2 separate regions of the Homo sapiens genome follow, and region 1 is linked to region 2. A link is an interaction called in ENCODE POLR2A ChIA-PET data of the cell type or tissue named here. Cell type or tissue: CD4-positive, alpha-beta T cell. All regions are shown on one strand. Links, peaks and the distances in the headings refer to the core of each region. The heading gives the core; the rest is flanking DNA. Region 1 overlaps GSAP (gamma-secretase activating protein). Region 2 overlaps GSAP (gamma-secretase activating protein).

Region 1 (3,030 bases), core at 291-2,790, 55 kb before region 2:
CATTTCACAGCATGTGCCTGGATCACACCATGGTCTTTTGCTCACCTCCGTTCTCCTCATGTCATGTCTATCCCTCTGCCTGATCCTGCTGTCTCTCCTTGTGGTATCCAGATATTGCCTGGTCTTGTCTTCCCCTTCAGTGATGGTCTCCCAGTCTCCACTGATAATCTTTTCTTTTTTGAGACAGTGCCTTGCTCTGTCACCCAGGCTGGAGTGCAGTGGTGTGATCTCAGCTCACTGCAACCTCCAACTTCCGGGTTCAAGCGATACTCCTGCCTCAGTTTCCCGAGTAGCTGGGATTACAAGTGTGCGCCACCACGCCTGGCTAATTTTTTGTGTTATTAGCAGAGAGGGGATTAGTCATGTTGCCCAGGCTGGTCTTGAACTCCTGAGCTCAGGGAATCCGCCCACCTCAGCCACCCAATATGTTAGGATTACAGGCATGAGCCACTGTGTCCAGTCTCCACTGATATCTTGATTCTCAAAATTCTTTTTTTTTTTTTCCTGAGATGGAGTCTTGCTCTGTCACCCAGGCTGGAGTGCAATGGTGTGGTCTCGGCTCACTGTAACCTCCGCCTCCCAGGTTCAGATTCTCCTGCCTCAGCCTCCTGAGTAGCCAGCACCGCAGGCATCCACCACCACTTCCGGCTAATTTTTGTATTTTTAGTAGAGACGGGGTTTCCCCGTGTTGGCCAGGCTGGTCTCGAACTCCTGACCTCAGGTGATCCACCCGCCTTGGCTTCCCAAAGTGCTGGGATTACAGGTGTGAGCCACCACTCCCGGCCATCAAAATTCTTAATTTAGCACCTCATAGAATAATGGGATTTTATGGCTGAAAGGGATTGTAGAAGTAATCTGGTTCTTTGGTCTTTCATTTTATTCTGATTATTTTTGAGACAGGGTCTTGCTCTGTTGCCCAAGCTGGGGTGCACTGACATTCTTATGGCTCACTATAGCCTCGACCTCCCTGGCCCAGGTGATCTTCCCACCTCAACCTTCTGAGTAACTGGGACTATAGGCACACACCACCATGTCCAGCTTGTTCTTAATATTTTTTTCATTTTTTTGTAGAGATGGGGTTTCACTATGTTGCCCAGGCTGGTCTCAAATTCCTGGCCTCAAATGATCTTCCTGCCTTGGCCTCCAAAAGTGTTGGGATTACAGGCGTGAGCACCTTGCCCTGCATGTTTTATTATGTTTAATAATGAGGCATTGAGGCCTAGGAAAGCTTGGTGATTTGCTGTGAAGTAAATACCAGGATAATGGCAGAACTGAAACTAGAACTGATGTCTCTAGAATCTTAATTCACGATGCTTCCTTTTTCACTGTGAAAGCACATGGTATGTTATTGAGAGAAATTACTATTTGCAAAGGTTGGCTCTTATTATGCTAGTAGTATTAGTCAAATGTCTGGGTTGTACTTGAGAAGGGAAAAATTAGTGTAGAAAGGTGTTTTCTGCCTTCAAAGATCTTCCCATTTTAAAGGTAAGAAAATCTTGCTGATAGCTGGCTGTCTCCTTTGGGTACAAATTCCTGCTTAAAAAAAAAAGCCAAATATATGGTTATTCTTTTTCTTTTTCTTTTTTTTTTTTTTTTTTTTTTGAGACGGAGCCTCATCTGTTGCCCACGCTGGAGTGCAGTGGTGTGATCTCAGCTCACTGCAACCTCTGCTTCCTGGGTTCAAGTGATTGTCCTGCCTCAGCCTCCCGAGTAGCTACAGATGAGTGCCACCACACCCGGCTAATTTTTTTTTTTTTTTTTTTTTTTTTTTTTTTTTTTTTAGACGGAGTCTCGCTCTGTCACCAGGCTGGAGTGCAGTGGCGCAACCTTGGCTCACTGCAACTTCCGCCTCCTGGTTTCAAGCGAGTCTCCTGCCTTAGCCTCCCGGGTAGCTGGGACTACAGGCGTGTGCCACCATGCCCAGCTATTTTTTTTTTGTAATTGATTTGTATTTTTTTATTTTTTATTTTTATTATTATACTTCAAGTTTTAGGGTACATGTGCACAACGTGCAGGTTTGTTACATATGTATACATGTGCCACGATGGTGTGCTGCACCCATTAACTCGTCATTTAGCTTAGGTATATACCAATGGAACAGAACAGAGCCCTCAGATATAATGCTGCATATCTACAACTATCTGATCTTTGACAAACCTGACAAAAAGAAGAAATGGGTAAAGGATTCCCTATTTAATAAATGGTGCTGGGAAAACTGGCTGGCCATATGTAGAAAGCTGAAACTGGATCCCTTCCTTACACCTTATACAAAAATTAATTCAAGATGGATTAAAGACTTAAATGTAAGACCTAAAACCATAAAAACCCTAGAAGAAAACCTAGGCAATACCATTCAGGACATAGGCATGGGCAAGGACTTCATGTCTAAAACACCAAAAGCAATGGCAACAAAAGCCAAAATTGACAAATGGGATCTAATTAAACTAAAGAGCTTCTGCACAGCAAAAGAAACCACCATCAGAGTGAACAGGCAACCTACAGAATGGGAGAAAATTTTCGCAACCTACTCATCTGACAAAGGGCTAATATCCAGAATCTACAATGAACTCAAACAAATTTACAAGAGAAAACAAACAACCCCATCAAAAAGTGGGCGAAGGATATGAACAGACACTTTCTCAAAAGAAGACATTTATTCAGCCAAAAAACACATGAAAAAATGCTCATGATCACTGGCCATCAGAGACATGCAAATCAAAACCACAATGAGATACTATCTCACACCAGTTAGAATGGCAATCATTAAAAAGTCAGGAAACAACAGGTGCTGGAGAGGATGTGGAGAAATAGGAACACTTTCACACTGTTGGTGGGACTGTAAACTAGTTCAACCATTGTGGAAGACAGTGTGGTGATTCCTCAAGGATCTAGAACTAGAAATACCATTTGACCCAGCCATCCCATTACTGGGTATATACCCAAAGGATTATAAATCATGCTGCTATAAAGACACATGCACACATACATTTATTGTGGCACTATTCACAATAGCAAAGACTTGGAACCAAC
Region 2 (2,759 bases), core at 1-2,500:
GATTACACACATGAGCCACCACACCTGGCCTGCCCTTGATTTTATGAGAAGAAAAACCATTAAAACTATTCAACCACAGGAAGCATGTATGGATTTTTAAAAATGGAAAATAGCTTAAATATAAAGATAAAAGATGAGCATGCTACAAATGGAGAAATGGGATATTTTTACCACAGTCTTTAAGTTGGACATCTGTAGTGTATTTCATCACTTGTTAGAGATTGTTGATTACCTGACTCAGAGACTGGGAAGGACAAAAACTTACTGCTCCCTTCTACTTATGGCCACTCAGATGTGAGGGTGTTACTGCCAATGTCTATCAGTGGTCTGATGCCCCTGAGCAACTGGGAGAAGAGTAGTTTATACCTGGGCTGCTCTCCAGAGACTTGTTTATCTGCTTCTTCACTGGTGTTAAACTGTTGTAGGCTGGGTGCGGTGGCTCACACCTGTAATCCCAGCACTTTGGGAGGCCGAGGCGGGTGGATCACTTGGGGCCAGGAGTTCGAGACCAGCCTGGCCAACATGGTGAAACCTTGTCTCTACAGAGAATACAAAAATTAGCCAGGTGTGGTGGTACACGCCTGTAACCCCCCCCCCACCCCACCCCCGCCCCCGTTACTTGGGAGGCTGAGGCAAGAGAATCCCTTGAACCTGGGAGGTGGAGGTTGTAGTGAGCCAAGATAGTGCCACTGCACTCCAGCTTGGGCGACAGAGCAAGACTCCACCTCACAAACAAAACACAAAGTTTTAATTGGGCAGAGCATGAATGTAATTAATTGCTTAGTGAAACACAAAAGACTTGACCCCACAATACAGACAACCATGATCACTTAAATAAAAAGTTTTTTAGTGGTCTGAAGTAATGGTATAATTACAGTATAATAGTTTACAATTTTAAAAAATTGTTGCTTTGACAAAGATGTAGCATCAATAGCAGTGTTAGTTGGTTATGTGGGAAATACTGATTTCCCAAAGTTCAGTTTGCACATATTTTCTGGAACAGTTAATTATAGTGAGGCCAGTGGATACCATAAACCTTAATTTTATGATGCAACAAAGAAATACTCATTAGAGGTAGATTAGCATAGATTTAAAAAAATAAGATGATACTGGCTGGGCACGGTGGCTCATGCCTATAATCCCGTCACTTTGGGAGGCCTAGGCGGGTGAATCACCTGAGGTCAGGAGTTCGAGACTAGCTTGGCCAACATGGTGAAACCCATCTCTACTAAAAATACAAAAATTAGCTGGGCATGGTGGCAGGCGCCTGTAGTCCCAGCTACTTGGGAGGCTGAGGCAGGAGAAGTGCTTGAACCTGGGAGGTGGTGGAGGTTGCAGTGAGCCAAGATTGCGCCATTGCACTCCAGCCTGGGCGACAGAGGGAGACTCTGTCTCAAAAAACAAAAACAAAAAAAAAGAGCTTGAGGCTAGTGATATCATTCCTGTTGTTTCTGTAGCAATGGAGGTGTCTTCAGCCTACTTCCTAGATGATGAAATTGAGGAACAGACCCAGGATGGAGGATTCTTGTTTCTGTTCCTCTTCTACCACCTACTACACTGTGCTGGTCTTATTCATAGTTTTGGTTGGGGACAGGTGTTTTTCATTCTCAAGACTGAGAGGAGGGAAAGAGCTTAGCATTGACTTTCTCAGGGCATAAGCTGATTGTGAGATGGAATAGTTTAGAGCCATATTTAGTGATTTCATTTTTAGAAAAAAATCCAATCCATTAAAAATGGCTAATAGAACTACCCAGATGGGCAAGTAAGTGGAAATTTTTGCTAGATATTGGGGAAGAAGGAGCAAGTCCAATTATATTCAGGAGACCTTGAAATTGCAGCATGCGTTTCCCTAAGTGGGCAGCCTCAGGAGTTCTGGTCATTTGCCCTGTGTATGAGTGTTCCTGTTTAGAGCATCTTAGTTTAGTGCCTTCCTAGCTTTATGTACACACAAACATTTTCTATTTATTCTGTCAATGCTTAGAGGTAGTGGGTCACTGTGTTTCTCTGGGTTGTTAAGTAAAAGCTGATACTGAGATGGAATCCACTGAAGAGCCAAATTGGATGATGCTTTAGCTGTGCTAGTTGAGTCCTGGCACACAGAGGAAAGGGTTCTCTTTGAGTTGGCTGCCTTCTCTGTAAGAAGATGCTGCTTAATCAGCAGAAGTAGGACCAAAGCCAGAGTGCCTTTTAGAAATGAAAGGCAGATTTTTTTTCTGGCAGTAATTTGCAGATGAGCCAGTACCACAGAGCTTTTTTTTTTGTTTGTTTTTGGATCAATTGGCAATCCAAATCATAAATGGGAAACAATTCCTTAATGTAACCCACTGGTTCTTTTGTTCAGTGAATAGTTGTGATGGGCTGTGTTTGGCAATTATTTCAGGTCATCCTAAGAGAAAAAACTCCCCTTTATGTAGGAAAATGCTTCCAGGTCATTCCTTGAGGATGTGATTGCTTCTAACATTGTCTCTAATTCAGGGGTATTTTTCTTTGCCGTGCTTTTTATGAAACAGTCTCATTCTGTCATCCAGGCTGGAATGCAGTGGCATGTTCTTGGCTTACTGCAACCTCTGCCTCCCCAGGTTCAAGTGATCCATCTCAGCCTTCCAAGTAGCTGGGCCTACAGGCACACACCACCATGCCGGGCTAATTTTTTGCATTTTTAATAGAGCCGGGTTTTCACCATGTTGCCCAGGCTGGTCTCGAACTTCTGAGCTCAAGTGATCCACGCATCTTGGCCTCCCAAAGTGCTGGGATTGCAG

The links. ChIA-PET counts read pairs that join two places held together with the same protein. Peaks named below come from ENCODE experiments on the same cell type or tissue, not always from the same donor. Only the 100,000 strongest peaks of a DNase experiment are listed, where the experiment ranks them.
Region 1: POLR2A ChIA-PET joins it to region 2 with 9 read pairs; 4 of 35 experiments call an interaction of 5 or more read pairs at or near these places.

The regions. Positions count from the first base shown.
Region 1 is chr7:77,389,698-77,392,727 of GRCh38, reverse strand. The region is part of intron 5 of GSAP (gamma-secretase activating protein); the gene reads left to right. Among named protein-coding and RNA genes, the nearest start is that of GSAP, 25 kb to the left of the region's middle. RefSeq lists an enhancer at 1-185. In CD4-positive, alpha-beta T cell, for the core only: no CTCF peak of the experiment used is centred there; no DNase peak of the experiment used is centred there.
Region 2 is chr7:77,335,140-77,337,898 of GRCh38, reverse strand. All of the region lies in intron 19 of GSAP (gamma-secretase activating protein), which reads left to right. Among named protein-coding and RNA genes, the nearest start is that of GSAP, 80 kb to the left of the region's middle. In CD4-positive, alpha-beta T cell, for the core only: no CTCF peak of the experiment used is centred there; a DNase peak (open chromatin) is centred at 1,508.